2 separate regions of the Homo sapiens genome follow, and region 1 is linked to region 2. A link is a loop called in an ENCODE intact Hi-C map of the cell type or tissue named here. Cell type or tissue: Calu3. All regions are shown on one strand. Each heading gives the region's core, and the rest is flanking DNA. Links, peaks and the distances in the headings are about the cores only.

The links. Peaks named below come from ENCODE experiments on the same cell type or tissue, not always from the same donor. Only the 100,000 strongest peaks of a DNase experiment are listed, where the experiment ranks them.
Region 1: a loop joins it to region 2, with 2.8 times the contacts of the local background. A loop is called at or near these places in 2 of 110 quality-filtered maps.

What each region holds. Positions count from the first base shown.
Region 1 is chr12:79,053,436-79,061,787 of GRCh38, reverse strand. The region is part of intron 3 of SYT1 (synaptotagmin 1); the gene reads right to left. The region is part of intron 3 of LOC105369863 (a long non-coding RNA gene); the gene reads left to right. Among named protein-coding and RNA genes, the nearest start is that of SYT1, 190 kb to the right of the region's middle. In Calu3, for the core only: no CTCF peak of the experiment used is centred there; a DNase peak (open chromatin) is centred at 3,247.
Region 2 is chr12:78,924,021-78,932,372 of GRCh38, reverse strand. The region is part of intron 1 of SYT1 (synaptotagmin 1); the gene reads right to left. The region is part of intron 6 of LOC105369863 (a long non-coding RNA gene); the gene reads left to right. Among named protein-coding and RNA genes, the nearest start is that of SYT1, 63 kb to the right of the region's middle. In Calu3, for the core only: no CTCF peak of the experiment used is centred there; DNase peaks (open chromatin) are centred at 3,182 and 3,692.

The sequences.
Region 1 (8,352 bases), core at 142-8,141, 130 kb before region 2:
GCTTAACTAAATTCTTTACTAATTAAAATGGAAAACCAGCATGGAAGGAAGTCATGTAAGGCCAAGATGGAATGCCCTTTCCTTTGCAAAGCTTTTCAGGCACTGTTAAGCTATGTCTACCTGCTGGCATCCAAAGAACTTCTAATCTTCATACTATTATATTTTAATTAGTTAAAAATGCCCATCCATTCCAGTATAATATAAATTTTTCCAGGGTGGAGACTGTCCCATTCATTTTTGTGGCCCAGCACCATTCACAACATGTAGGGGAAGTGTGAGGTGACAGAGCAGCAGCCTTGTATCTAGAAGTCCTGTTCTCAAATGCCAACTCTGCCAGTTATTAACTGAGAAAGTCACTTAACCTTTCTGATCCTCTCCTTCCTCATTTGTAAAATGGTGATGATGTCTACTTTTCAGTGTGAGGATTAGAGGATAATGCTGTGTATTATAGGATATATAATATGTGTATATGAGCGTGTCTCTGGCATTGATAAATGCCAGCTAAAAAATTATTGGTTAGCACATAAGGAAAACTGCTGAAAATACTAAAAACTGTATAGATTATTTCCTTCTTATTGACTTAAGGTTCAGACACCAATTCTTGAACAAGAATATTCCATAATACGCTGATTAGAAGTTAAATGGTAGTAGTAGAAAACTTGATGGCTATAAATTTGCATTCTTATTTAGAATCAATGCTCCCTTCCCTATTATTCTATTTAATTTTAGAGAAATGGCAATTTTTAAATACCCTAACTTCACGAATCTTCTGAAGAACAGTCAATGTATCAAAACAGATAATCAAATGAAGACAGGCTAATTCCAGCCTGAGTAGTTAAAATGTGGCATATTTATAACTCATAAATCCTAAATTATCTTAAGCCCATCTATTTTTTTTTGCTGATTGCCTAAACTGAACTAGTTTTCCATGATTAATTTTAGGGCTTATGATATAAAAAGAGAGATGTTCTAAAAATCATGAACTCATTGCATTTCTATATTTGCATCTTATCTTTCCATCAAAGAATTGGCAAAAAGATTTCATTTTGGACAACTCCATTACTCAATAAATCATCAGATAAATGGATAAACAAAATGTGATATATACATACAATGGAATATTATTCAGCCTTAGGAAGAAAATTTTGACACATGCTACAATAAGGATAAACCTTGACAATATACAAAATAACCTAGTTACAAAAGGAAAAATACTGTTTAATTCCACTTATATGACGTAGTTAGAATAGTCAGTTTCATCAAGACTGAAGGTAAAATAGTGATGGCCAGGGGCTGCAGGGAGGGGGAATGGGGAGTTGCTGTTTAATATGTACGGAGTTTCACTTTGGGAAGATGAAAAAATTCTGAGGGTGGCTGATGCTGATGATCAAACAACAGTGTGAATGTACTTAATACCACTGAGCTGTATACTTTCAAATGGTTAAAATGGTAAATTTGATGTTATATATATTTTACCACAATTAAAAAAATGGCTAAAGATACAGCTCTTGAAAATAAAAGCTTTTTGTTACAGGGACGTAGGTTTTGTTTGGGGACGTGGATAACTTTTCTGAAAAAAAGTAAGGGAACAGAGAACTTTTAGTAAAGTTACTGCTATGATAGAGCTGGATAAACAAGTTGTCACTTTGGTTCAACCAGCATTGAGCACCTTCGCTGTGTCAGGTTCTGAGATAGGAGGATGCTCTGCCTACCACACTTGTGGAGCTCACTCTCTTATGCAAAGAGAAATTCATCAGATATTATTTCAGTGTAAGCCCATGAAACAGTTTGCATAATGTCTAGGAGCACAGGTTTTAGCATTACACAGACTTTAGTCTGCATCTGGCTCAAAATATATAAGCTAGTTATTTTGAGCAAGTTGGTTTGCCTTTCAGAATCTGTCTCCTCATTTATGAAATATAGATATGAAAATGCACTTCACAGGAATGAAATGACATGGGAAGCATGCAGCAGGGAGTAAGTGTTCAGTTACCAACATCCACTGTTTCCATAAGCCCTGAGGCAGAGGGATGGGCTATCTGGGGCTGTCTAACAGTAGCCTGGTATAACTGGTTACAAAGGTCTGGCCTGGCCTTACCAAGCCACTTTCATAATTGTTGATGCCAGCCCACAACAAGTACAGCATTTGTTTGATCATTGTGCATGGAGTTATTACTGAAAACATTTTAGTTATATTTATATCCAGAGTTATGATAAAAAAATTGAAAATTGAAAACTTGATTATTTTCTTGTTTTGGGTGGCCAGGTATAAGGAATGTTATAACTAACACAAATAACGATTTCTTTCATATAGAGGTAACTCTTAAAATTTACTTTATGAGTGGATGGTTTTACATTTGAGGTATTGAAAAGAATTAAAATTAAAATATAGGTAAACAATATTATATAATCATGTATTTTACATTTACTTTTACATTTTAGAAAAAATGAAGCAGTTATCTCTAGCTTATTACATCTTGATATGGTTTGGTTGTGTCCCCACCCAAATTTCATCTTGAATTGTAGCTCCCATAATTCCCACCTGTTGTGGGAGAGACCCAATGGGAGGTCATTGAATTATGGGGGCGTCTTTCCCATGCTGTTCTCGTGACAGTGAATAAGTCTCATGAGATCTGATGGTTTTATAAAAAGGAGTTCCTCTGCACGTGCTCCCTTGCCTGCTGCCATGTAAGATGTGCCTTTGACCCCCATTCACCTTCTGGCATGATTGTGAGGCCTCCCCAGCTATGTGGAACTGTGAGTCAATTAAACCTCTTTCCTTTATAAATTACCCAGTCTTGGGTATGTCTTTATTAGCAGTGTGAGAACAGACTAATACATACCTCATTAACAAATCTTCTATCACAAGCTTTGCAAGACCCACTGGGAAAATGTGTATGTATTAAAATAAAGAAACTATAGGCTCCTAAGTATAGTATTGAAGAAAATGTATCACTTCAAGAGCAGTGCAGGGGATGCTGCATTTAAGGCTGAATTCCCACCTATCCCAGTTCCTGTCTCCAAATATCTTCACCCATACTATCTATACATGTATCACTCCAGGACCCCACACTGCCAGAAATTCCTTAAGTTATTTGTTTATTTAAATTAACAATTGTGGTGTGGGGGTCGGGAAGTGAGAAGCAGAGGGGATGCAAGATGCAGGGCTGGTGTGGACACTTTGGCCCAATTATTTTTTCTTAGACATTTCCCCATACCAGCTGTACTGAGTCATTTTGATCAAGAGATAAGTTGGGTTAGAAAATTGGAAACCAAAACCACTTTAAAGAAAAGGCAGCTAGAGAATATCAGTTGGGAAACAGCATTACCTCAGGAAGAAAACAAAGGTGACAAAGAGAGAGAAGGCTGTGTGAAAAGCTGGCTTTAGTTATTTTTCACATATTGGGCAGGGTCAACTGAGTATCAGGAAAAATGGAGAAACATGTTTTTCCTTGTGTCCCTCTCACTCACACAGTCACCATAACCAATGCTAAAAATATTGTCATTTAGCATAAGCTGTGGGTTTTCACAGGTTTTTTTGTGTGGCCACTGTCGATAAATATCCATCTTATAAAATGGAAAGAAAACATCTTAAAAGGAATTTTGTTATATAACTCATTCATAAGTTGGGGACTGCTTGTATTGCTTCCATTCTTTTAGCTGTCTCATTTAATGACAAATCTGGCTTTGCCTTTCAAAAAAACACACTAATAATTGTTCACTTCTTAAAATGGGAACAATGGATATATCCATAAATATACAATTGTCCAAACCCATTTCTTTCTGGAATTATGTTACTAGGCATAATTCAAATAATTATTTTGTTGCATTCTGTAATAAAATGGTATTTATTATAAAGGTTGTGACATATGTAATGCTCATGAGCTTGTCCAACCTGCCTTATTTTGTTGTTGTTGTTTTTATTTTGTTTTGTTTCAGGCTTTTAGCAGCCTGAAGCCATAATTTTTGGTTTCTGTGTCTAATTGTAAGCAGGAAGGAGGGATGAGGAAGGGGTTTTACTGGCCCAACCAGAAACAGAAACTAAGAACCCATGACTGTACTCTCTCCCTTGGACACCCCTGCATGGTGAGTCTAAGACATAGAGGGTATTAAAAACATTTTTACCTTGTGCAAAATTAGAAAAAAAATTTTAAAGTACAAAAGAGAAAGAACATCTAAGACTAACCTTCACAGCTCAAATAGTAAATGCCTAAAAAAAATATATTACTTCCTAGGAGATGTTATAGCAAATTGTGTCAATGCCACATGCAAATATAAAATGGATAAGCAAAAATCCTGAGCAACTTGCAAAACTACTGCTAAGAATTATTTCTTATAATATATTTCAGACTATTGAAAAATTGTATAATATCATTTGGGGGGGGTCATATGAGTTAGAAACCAATGTATTTTGAGCTTTTGTTTAGAGACATTTTCCTTAGTCTGAAACATTTTGTACAAATTCATGAACATAGGCTTTGCCAGGATTCCTTTGAAAATGGAAAACAAAAACAATCACAGGATTAAGCAATTCATATTAACCATAAGAACAGAGGATATAGATTGCTCAAATGTACAATGGAGCATATGCTGAACCAGATTTTTCATCTTTCAGAATAGAAAAGAAATAAAATTGTCAGTATTTGTAATGATTCAATTCCAAGGAAAGGAGGAAAATGCTAAGATACTTATTATGAATTACTTTCTGCTGAAACAGGAATAGTTATTACTAAGACTGGGATATACTCATCTTTAGAGGCATAACAAGATTTTACATTGAAAGGAGAAGTGGTGTTAGGATTGATAGCCCATGTCAGACTGTAAAGGGATTTTTATGGTGTTTGCAAAAGAATGACTCAAACAACAAAACCACTTAAAATGGTGAATATGAAAATTTTCATTTGAAGATAATTAATTGAGGTTTTAAAATGAGGAGAAACAGTATTCTGTATCATGAGGGAAAAATGCAGCAAAATAAGCAACTTTGTCAACTGAGATTTCTTTGGTAAAAGAATAATGCTGTGATTTCAATTTCAGACATCACATACAAAATTTTATTATTTTTTAAAATGAGAGTTGCCATGTAATGGCATCATACTGCCCTTAACTTTAAAATGGTGCATGTAATAACAATGTGTGGGATGTAATTTATTTCTGGACATCTGTTCAGTCTAGAGTTTGGTTAGGTCTATTTTCTCTGGAGGAAGTGGTCCCCTTTGTTATTACAAAGAAAATAATTTCATGATAAGATAGAAAGCATTTTTGCTACCCTTCACATCGTGATGCATACTGATTCAGCCTACTTCTAGGGCCACGAAGACTGTCAAAATGTCTCAAGCTTTACTCTCCACCTTTCTGGAAGTGAGTCATGCTATTGAGATTGTCTAATTTCTGTGTTTGCTTTAAGAAGGAAGAGGCCTTCAAGGAGAGGGCTCCTGATGGACTCCTCCCAAAGCAAGCCTGCATCCTACTCTATCAAATCGAAATTTCATCTTGTGTTAAAGATTTCCAACCAGACTTTTCTCCTTTTCTTTCTTCCCTCACACTTTCCCTTCCTCTTTATTCCATCTAGACTTCTATATACAGTTATGAATCACTCAACAACAGGGGTACATCCTGAGAAATGCATCATTAGGCAATTTTGTTGTTGCTGAACAGCATAGCATGTACTTATACTAACCTAGATGGTACAGTCTACCTCACACCTAGGCTGTATGGTTTAGCCTTTTGTTCTTGGGCTACAAACCTGTACATGTCACTGTACTGAATACTGTAGGCAATTATAACACATTGGTAAGTATCTGTGCATCTTAACAGAAAAGGTACAGTAAAAATCTGATATTATAATCTTAAGGTGTCACTGCTATATATGCAGTCCATCATTGACTGAAATTTGTTAGGTGGTACATGACTATGTTTTATAATTTAAAAGATGTCAATTTATAATAAATAAATAAATTTGAAAGAAAAGAATGCCCCTTTGATATTACTAAGATGTTTTAAATAACAAATATAACAACAATAATTTTTACTTATGTTACTATATTAATTTCTGTAATAAGCAGTTAATAAACATGTCATTATTCTCATATGAAACGTATAAAATAGGATTCATTTTCATTTTTATAGAAGAGGACATTGAGGCAGCTTATTTTGTTTTCCTGCTGACACACAGGTAGTAAGTGGCAGAAATAGCACTTGAATACAGTTTTTTATCCAGTGCAAACATTCTTAATTACAAAGGAGAATAATGCAACCCAAGGCAAAACCCTGGTGTAGCCAAGTAAATAAATCATAATGTTATAGCAGATCAAAACTAATAATTCATATAGCTAAATCATTTGATTTAAAGTCTTATTAACTTTGGACTTTACATGATTTCTTTAAAACTGTAAATGCTGGTTAAATAATTTCCACTTTATCTCTTTTGACTAGACAACTTACATATCAGAGTCATGAAAGATAATGTTTTTCAGAATAAAATAAAGACTAATATCAATGAGAGCTTACAAATCAAAGATTAATAAGAAGTTTTAGAAACAATGAACTGAATTCTATCAACTAATTATAATAGCTAACTTGAATACAGTAACTACAATCAACAAGACACTTATATAAACAAAGACATTGCCTATATTTGACTCATTTGAATATCACAATTACTCAATGGAGAAATCAAAACTCACAGAGGTCTAAAAAATTGTCCTACATCCCATAGTTAATAAGTGGTGGAGCTGGCATTTGAATATAGAGAATTTTCAAAGCCAGTACTATGCTATAATAAGATTATAAAAGACTCCTTTGTTAGTGTATCAAAAAATACTGTAAATCATGAAATATGGTTTAGATTTATCATGAATAATAATGATTGTGGGAAACCCATTTTACTCAATTTCCAGGGAAAGTGACAAAACACTGAATCATTTGACAAATAAAAACATAATTTAATCTGATCATGGTTAAACAGACGAGTAGCTTGAAAAGAAAATCTATGACTTATAGTCAATATAACTTTTATTCTCCTTATGAAGCAAACTTTTCTATATTTGTAATTACTAAAAATATAAACTACTTGATGACAGAGACTATACTTTATTTATTCCTATATCTAAAACACCTGGAACTATGTATACAGTGGGTAATCAATAGCAGCTGTTGAATAAAGAATGAAGGATAAAGGAATGAATTTCCAAAGTTGTACCAAAGTTTTTAAAGAAAATAAGTCCAGATAATGTAGCATGTATAAAAATCTAAGTATATATGGTGAATGTCCACTGTATTGTTATTTACAAACAAAATAAATATTGTTTTTCTCCTTTAGGTGAATGTTTATACTTATGGCTATAATCCATTTTGATTTGGGTTCTACTTTTCCTATCAAAAGATTGCTGTCTTTAATAATTAAATTCTCCTACCATGGTTTATTTTTAGCATCTGAAGGACAAATATGCATGATGCAATCTAATATTTATTGATGATAAGTAGAAAAGAAAAGTAACGTGTGCACATTAAGTATTTTGCATAGACATTCATATAGGAAGGTGAAATATGCCTTACTTTCACTAGTTGTCCCCGTTTAGTTGAGTCCTAACTTGAAAAGGAGAAATCAGACAGACCTGAGTTTAAATGGCAACTCTGCTGCATACTAAGTAAGCTAACCTTATAAACCTTTCAATCCACATTTTCATCATCTGCAAAACCACTATAACATCAGAAGAATTCTTTGAATAATTAAATGAAATTTAGTTCAATGCCTACTAAACAGCTGACACAAAACAAGAGCCCAATAAATGCTTCCTTTCCTTTCCCAACTCCCTTCCTTCTATATATGAACTCTCTTAGGCTTATGTGTGGGAACACAGATCAGGATTAAAGATAAATTATAAATTCAAGAAAAAGAGAATTTTTTTTCTGGATGATCATTATTGCCTAAAGCAAAAATCAACCAACAACTTTGGTTGTTTCAGAAACATGCCTTCATAAAATGATGCATGGTACTCCAAAAACAATTAAGGCAAATGTTCACAAAAACAACTTATTTTTACAATAATATAGTCTAAGTTTTATGTAATAATACTTATTGTTTGTTTAAAAATAAGTGTTGTTTATTTATATATAAATTTTAATTATTTTTAATTAAAAATCAATATATTTTATTGGTGATATATATTTTAAATAATTGTCAATATTATAAAATAATTTTAATTAAAGTTAATATGCATTATTTTATACATAAGAATTTATATAATATATATAAGAATTTTTTTAAATTTTATTATTATTGTACTTTAAGTTTTGGGGTGCGTGTGCACAATGTGCAGGTTTGTTACATATGTATACATGTGCCGTGTT
Region 2 (8,352 bases), core at 81-8,080:
GACATATTTCCCACTTATATGCATGAGGAAACTGAGGCACAGAAAGCATTAAGGCAGCAGGCTTATGTCTCCCTCATCACCACTATCAGGTTATTCTATAAGCTACAATTGGTTTCTCATTACAGAAGTATTTATGGTTAAATGAATTAATTAAACAAAACCAAACCAAAAACCTAAATTTTGATATTCAGATTATATTCTAAAGATGTTACAGATTCAGGGGAAGAATGAAATTTATTCTCTCACAATTGCATCAATAAGGGAAGACTTTATAAGCCAAACTGTCACGAAGAATAAAAAGGAAACACACCTTGTGGCAGAGGAAAGTGGCTGTCCAAACAGACTGCACTGATACACCAGCCATGCACAGACTCAGATGTGCTCATCTTTAGGATAGTCATGTCAAAGTTTAAAGATTCTTGTAGAAAGTGGCTCTTGTACTAACTATTCATATATAGATGGGAGAAGTGGGTGCAGAGAACAGACTCTGCTTTTACCAACACTCCTTCCTCTCCTGACTGCTCAGCTCTCTACCTCATTAGATTAGAGAAGCCATCTGCATGACAGGCACACTTTGTACCCAAAGGGCTTCTCTCTTCTCCAGAGGCAGCATCAAATAAATTGGCTCATCTCTATTGAAAGACAGTACTTGCCAGCAAGGGACACAGAACAATAGCAGCTGGTAGGAGAGCTCCAGAAAGTCTGTTAGAAGTCTCAAAACAAAATTGTTAAAATAACTCCTGAGAGAAAAATAAATAAATCTACATCATGCCTACACACTTGTTCACTCAGTTCTAAGTAACCAATTTCAGTTCTCAAGATGCGAATTGAAGTCCTGCATTCTATGGGCAGATGGAAGCTCTCTGAATATTTACCTAACTCTTTCTCTTTCTTTCTTTCTTTCTTTTTCTTTCTTTCTCTCTCTCTATTTCTTTCTTTTCCTTCCTTCCTTCCTTCCTTCCTTCCTCTCTCCTCCCTTCCTTCCTTCCTTCCTTCCTTCCTTCCTTCCTTCCTTCCTTCCTTCCTTCCTTCCTTCCCTCCCTCCCTCCCTCCCTCCCTCCCTCTCCTTCCTTCCTTCCTTCCTTCCTTCCTTCCTTCCTTCCTTCCTTCCTTCCTTCCTTCCTTCCTTCCTTCTTTCTTTCTTTCTTTCTTTCTTTCTTTCTTTCTTTCTTTCTTTCTTTCTTTCTTTCTTTTTCTTTCTTTCTTTCTTTCCACAGACTTTCACTCTTGCTGCCCAGACTGGAGTGCAGTGGTGCGATCTCAGCTCACTGCATCCTCCGCCTCCTGGGTTCAAGTGATTCTCCTGCCTCAGCCTCCCAAGTAGCTGGGATTTCACGCGTGAGCCACAGCGCCTGACTTGAATATCTAACTTCTTAAATCATCGATGCACAATGCCTGGAGAATTTTCCAACAACTACAACAATATTTACCATTTATTCAGTCTTAGGTATAGCAACACATTATTTCCTCCTGACAGCCTTATGGAATAGCTATTATTTTTAACCTCATTTAACAGATGAGGAAAATGAGACTTAAGGAAGAAAAGCAATTGGCACAAGATTACAAATCTGTATATTACTCTAAAGCTTAGCTTATACCTGTTGCTCACGTAACCTGAAGCCATGAAGAGCTGCATTACATTCAGTAGATCAAATTTTGCTTGCAACACTTGGTTATGTTTAAGTTTTCACCACTTCCCAACCTCCCAATGGAGGAGGTTGGGAAGTGGTGAAAATCTTTAAAAATATTTTAATCCTGTCATTATCAATCTACAAAAGTGATTGAGGCTTCGATCATCCTTTCCAAATTGAATGACCATTCTTGGGCTTCACAGCTTGGTGCTATTTCTAAAAATCTCTGAGTCATTAACTCCATCTATTTTTTTTTCCCAACTTTTGACTTTTTGTTTTCTTTGTTACTTTTTCTTCAATTCCCTTTCTCCTTACTTTCAGCACTGAATAGCTATTTTACTTTGATTGAAAATGTATTACAGTATATTTGCATTGTATTTTCCTTCCCTTTCTGCCTTCAATTTTCAACATGAGCTTTCTTTTTCTATTGGTTTATTTTTAAATGACAATTAATAATTGTGTGTATTTATAGGGTACAATGTGATGTTTTCATCCATCTATACATTGCAGAAAGTTTTAACCAGTCTAATTAATGTATTCATCACCTCAGCAACTGATTTTTTGTGGTGAAGACATTAAAATCTATTATAAGCAATTTTGAAATATATAGTACATTATTATTATCTGTAGTCACTATGCAGTGCAATAGATTACTAAAACTTATTCCTCCAGTTTAACTGAAATTTTATCCCTGGATCAACAGCTCCTCTTTCTCCATAACTCTTCCTCCCCTCTGTCCTCTTAGATCTCACTTATTAGTGTAATCTAAAAAAGCCCACTTCACAGAAACATGAGCTTTCTTTATTGAATTTTGTTCTCATCATTTTACAAATGGTCCTACTCACTACCACCCTTCCCCCCACCACATTCTTTCTCAATTATAAGTATCTGTAAGTCAGTATAAAATCATACATACAAAACCAGAAGACGTATCTTGCTATTTGCAGCTTACATTTCTCACATGTTGCTTGCAGAACAATCTTTTAGGTTGGTAATTATTATCATATTTTACAGGTAAGAATACTGAGGCTCAGAAGGAATAAATTAAGTCTAGTAAGTCATATGATTAGATGGCTGCTACATTTTCTGACTGTAAACTCCACAACTTTCCATTACATCATTTGGCTTTTTAAAATAAAATTTGTCTTTTGAAAATCTCTATCTTTTCCTACTCAGACAGGTAATAACTGCTAACTGTAAATCATTCAAACACTACATAAATTGTGAAGTTAGAAAGTAAAATTATTGAGTAAAGATTCTTCCTACCTTTATAAAACTAATTGCTGCTAATAACCTTTTTTTTTTTTTTTTTTTTTTTTTTTTTTTTTTTTTGGGACGGAGTCTCTCTCTGTCACCCAGGCTGATGAGCTGGAGTACACTGGCGCAATCTCCACTCATTGAAACCTCTGCCTCCCGGGTTCAAGCAATTCTCCTGCCTCAGCCTCATGAGTAGCTGGGACTACAGGCATGTGCTGCCACGTCCAGCTAATTTTTGTATTTCTAGTAGAGGCGGAGTTTCACCACGTTGGCTAGACTGGTCTTGAACTCCTGCCCTCAGGTGATCTGCCCGTCTCAGCCTCCCAAAGTGTTGAGATTACAGGAGTGAGTCACCATGCCTGGCTGCTAATAACTTTTTATATATTTATCCAAATTTCCTGATTATTATTATTTAAGACATAAAATAAAACTATATGTAATTTTCTACCATCTTTTTTTTAGTTAACAATCTTAAGTTTCATCTGTAAGAAGATTCGCACAGTTCAAACCTGTGTTGTTTATACAGATATAGCTATGCTGTATATCTTATGTAAATTATTCCCAATGGAATATGATTCAGACATATATACAGCATTCCCCTCTTGTTCAAGGTTTGGTTTTCATGGCTTTAGTTACCGTGCAGTTTGAAAATATTAAATAAAAAATTTTGGAAATAAACAGCTCATAAGTTTTCAGTTGCACATCATTCTGAGTAGCTGATGAAATCTCATGCCATCCTGCTCCTACAGGCCCAGGATGTGAATTATTTCTTTGTCCAGTGTATCCAAGCTGTCCACGCTATTTGCTCATGAGTCACTTAGTATCCGTCTCTGTGATGGATTGACTGTCTGTGATATCACAGTGCATGTGTTCAAGGAACCCTTAATTGACTTCAGAATAACCCCAAAGCACAATAGTAATGTTGGTGAGAATTTGGATATGCCAAACAGAAGCTGGGAAGTGCTTCCTTTAAGGGAAAAAGTGAAAGTTCTCCACTTAAGGAAAGAAAAAAAAAGTATGCTGAGGTTGAGGTTGCTAATGTCTATGGTAAGAATGAGTCTTCTATTCATGAAATCGGGAAGAAGGAAAACAAATTATGCAAGCTTTGCTGTCATACTTCACTATAAAAGTTATGGCTAGAGTGTATGATAAGGGCTTAGTTAAGGTGGAATAAGTATTAAATTTGTAGGTGGAAGATGAACAGGAAGATTGACAGCAATTGGGTTCAGTACTATCTGCAGTTCCAGGCATCACTAGGGGGTCTTCTAATATATCCCTGGAGAATAATGGGGGACTACTGTACTTTAAAATGAAGTGTCAAATGCTTCTATGATAGTTACTAACGAAGTCAGCCAAGAAGGAAAAATACTCAAAACTTTTATTGTTACAAATTATGTCTTTCTAAGTTATCTCTCTCCCTATCCTATAATAGCAGCATATTTCTTACATTGCATGAATTACTATTATTTATTTCAAGTTCAAGTGTATACTTTCAAATCCCAGCAGAAGAACACGGGGAGAAATACCGAAAAACACAGTGTGGAGGTATCCATAGCTTTTTGAGTGAAAGCATAGGGAAAATTAGTAGAATGAAGTAACATAAATGCAAATAGAAGCATCATTTTGAAAGGGTATTTAGTATTATGCTATAGACGGTTAGCTAGGAGAAAGCAATGAGTTCTTTATTCCTAATGATAATTTCAAAACCAGAAGAGAGAAAGGCAAGCAACTGTAGCAACGGAAGCCTTAAATTATCCTGATATCTACTGGAAATCTTATTGCAATAAACATGGAAAAGCTAATATATTTTTTCCTTGCCATGCTAACAATTTCATCTAAAGAAGGAAAATAAAGTCATTAGGATAATTTCCTCTTCATTTAGACCAACAAGCGGGGCGGGTGAATATCAGTTAAAAACAAACTCAAGACACTTATGTAATTTCAGAAAGGGTCATGAAATTTAAGCTTGATTCCATGGTCAGAGATTACAGAATGGGACATATCTCATAACGCACGGAAGACACAAAATTTTTTAAATGACGCACACTAATCTTACAGTAAAATTTACAGTTCAATTGTTTAGAAAGTTGAAACAAAATTTTCATAGAAATAATCTTACCCAAAGATTGGGTGTTCAAAAGAGCCCAAGGAAATCTGGGGTTCAATGTGTGGTTGGATTTCATGCACATCCTGGTGATGATGTTTGGCAGTTTCACTTCCCCCTCCAGCATCAAGGACAGAGATGGGCATAAAAAAGTTGTATGAGAAATCAGGAAAGAAGGAGATCTTAAAGAGGAGTGGTGATGTGGGGAAATGAGGGACTTTGGAAGCCCTAGCCACAGCATGGAGAGGACTTGGGTCCTGAGGAGCTACAACTTGGAAACGTTGTTGAATCTACCTCATTTGGAAGATGAGACCTCAGAAATGTGAAAGAAGGGTACTAACCAATCAGTAAGCATCTGTGTATTACTTTAAGAAAATTCTGGGTAAAACTGGATATCTATTAATATCTCTGGATATATGATTAAGTATCTATTAAGATACTTATGTTACAGAATTAAAATTTCCCTTCAATTCAAAATATAAAGTGTACCAAAGGTGCATTAAAATTAACATTTAAATGTATGCAACTTGTAACTTACCTCTAAGTTCACCCTGCTATTAAGATATGGACAAAGAAAGTTTCTATATACTATAAAGAATATAGGGAGTATATCTAAAAGTAAACATCTCTTAGAAAGATTGTCATGCTGGTGATACTTACATGGATTTTACAATTTGATCTTGATATGTCATCTCTATTTGCTTCCCAAAAATGTTTAAGATTCATAGTTGTATTGTCATTTAAGAGTTTTCTAAGTATACTTTTTTTTTGGTTTATTCCATTCCTGTTATGTGATAAAAATAAAATGTTTTAAAATTTCTTATGATACTCAATAACTTTTATACATGATCAAAAAAGAAGTAAAAAGATGCTTTAGTAAGGATATATGATTCACAAAATAGGAAAATAATTCAAATTTTATCCAGAAATTTTATTGCAAACATTTAGCCAAGAGAAGAAATCTGTTCTCTGACATATTTACTGAATATCACTAGTAAAATATACGTATTAGAATCACTAGTTAAGTATGCACAGAAGACTTCATGAGAAAAATGCAGCAATGTCAGACATTTCCAGAATCAAAGCTTTCTCTTTAAAGAAATACATTAAAATAAAATAGATTCTAATGATGTAGTGCTTGCTTTATTTGTTTCCCTTGCAGAGCATGACTTAATCTAGAAACCTTATCTTCCAGAATTAGTTAAGCATGTAATCTGCTCATTTCTTCAGACATGCCTCAGGACTCTTTGTTTCTCTGCAATCTAACAATTATAACATTTATGCAGAATTACAGCTATTTTCTTCACATTTAAGGCACCACTAAATGAGTTCTGACCCTGATATGTTTTCTATATTACTCCTGCAATAACACTGTGCTTATGCCACATGCAGCATTCATGTTCTACTTTTTAAGGAATGAAATAAGCCATTATTTCTTAGCTAGGAAATCAAACACAATAGTTTGTTTCGTGATTAATTGTGAGAAAGATTGCAAATAATATTTTGCTAGTAAGAGTTAAAATACCAAAATTTTAGAAGAGTTTTGTTCACATATGTGCATTCTTATTTGGTTTCATACATTGAGAAAAAGGTATGAAGTACTTAGTGAGTGTGTAATTGAACATAGAAAAAGCGCGATTATTAGATGAATAGCTATATTAGATTTTTTGAGACCTAAATATGTGCCAGGTAATGCAAAATCTAAACATTTATAATATTATTTACTCTTCAAAACTGCTCTATGAAGAAAGGGAGGATGGACTTACACCTTCTTGAGTATAATATTTTATGGTTCTGACTTTTGGGAATTTTTAATGTTTCACATACATACTTTAAAAAGAATAGAAAACTAACAAGCATGGGAGGAAAAAACTCCTAGAACTAAAAACCTAAAACAAAAACATGAACAGAGTCATATTTCAAATGAATAACATGGCCACACAGCTTAGGGGGAACCTCAGTTAACTTTTGAACTATATGAACCTTGACTATTAGAACTATGTACTCTGAGTCTGAAGACAACTCTGAACAAATATTCAATTCTAGTGAGTAGCTTTTGCTCAGATTCCTAGATTAACAGTTTGGAAACTAGTTTCTATATATTCTAAGGTGAGCAAAGAAATAAAATAAATTGTGGCCAATGGTAACTAAGTTTTGCTAAATTAGAGAAGGGAATTACAAATATGGAAAAGGGAGAAGATAGAATGAACTCCAAGGTGTTGATTTTGGAGGCGTCAGTTTGAATTTAAGAGTTTTAAGATGGATAGCTAGATACATAGATAGGCATAAAAATAGAAATAGATATGTAGTGACACATATACTCATAAACATGTATAAATATATATGCCTTTATATGTATTTATTCATATAGATAATTATACATTCATGAATATTTCAAGTCCTACTTCCAGGCTATCTGCTGAGAAGGCCTAGAAGCAATGACACCCAGTAGCAACAAGAAGAAGACCTAGCCCATGATCTAGGCTTCTAAATACTTTTCACTCAAAGGAATAAAGGAATTTTAGGAAAATTACTGATTCCAGGGCTAGTGAGGGAAAGTAGAAAATCATTATGAAACCTCATCTTGTGCCAGAAATTAGGGATGTATTCAAAGAATTATGGAGACACATCAAAAGGACGTAGAAGCTAGCTTGAAGGAGCTCCCTTAACTCAAATCCAGGACAATTTGAGCATCAAAGATATAAAGAAATATATACAAATATATATATTTATATATATAAAGAATATATATACATATATATGTATATTCACATGTATTATATGTAATGACATAAAGGATGACAACCCATTGAATAATATATGTCTACCAGGATATAAATAAATAATTAGGTGGAAAAAAGCTGTTTTTCAGGTGGAAACTCGACTAATAAATGTAAAGAAAATATGGAACTAGAAAATCTCTATTTAGCAATCATCATAAGAATTCACATAAGAATCATGAATAAGTGCAAAAAGAAGTGTGTAAAAATTCGAGGCAGCAACAGGATATTTAGTTATTCTCAATGTAACTTTCCCCAATATATTTTTCATTACAGAGGGAAAAAGTAATAACTACATTGAAATTATTGGCAGACATTGCCTATACTAGCAAACACCATTCTGATAGACAGCACCTTAACCCGATAATAAAGTGATTGAAGTTAACATCACCATAATGGGGCAGTGAATACCATGGGCCTTCTGATATGATGCATTGCAAAAGACACATCATCACTTCTGTGGTATTGCCACCAAAAGTGCATAGAATAAATTTCATCATGAGGAAACATTTGACAAACTTAAATTGAGAGACTATTTACAAAATAACTGGCTTATATTATTTAGAAAATGTCTATGTCA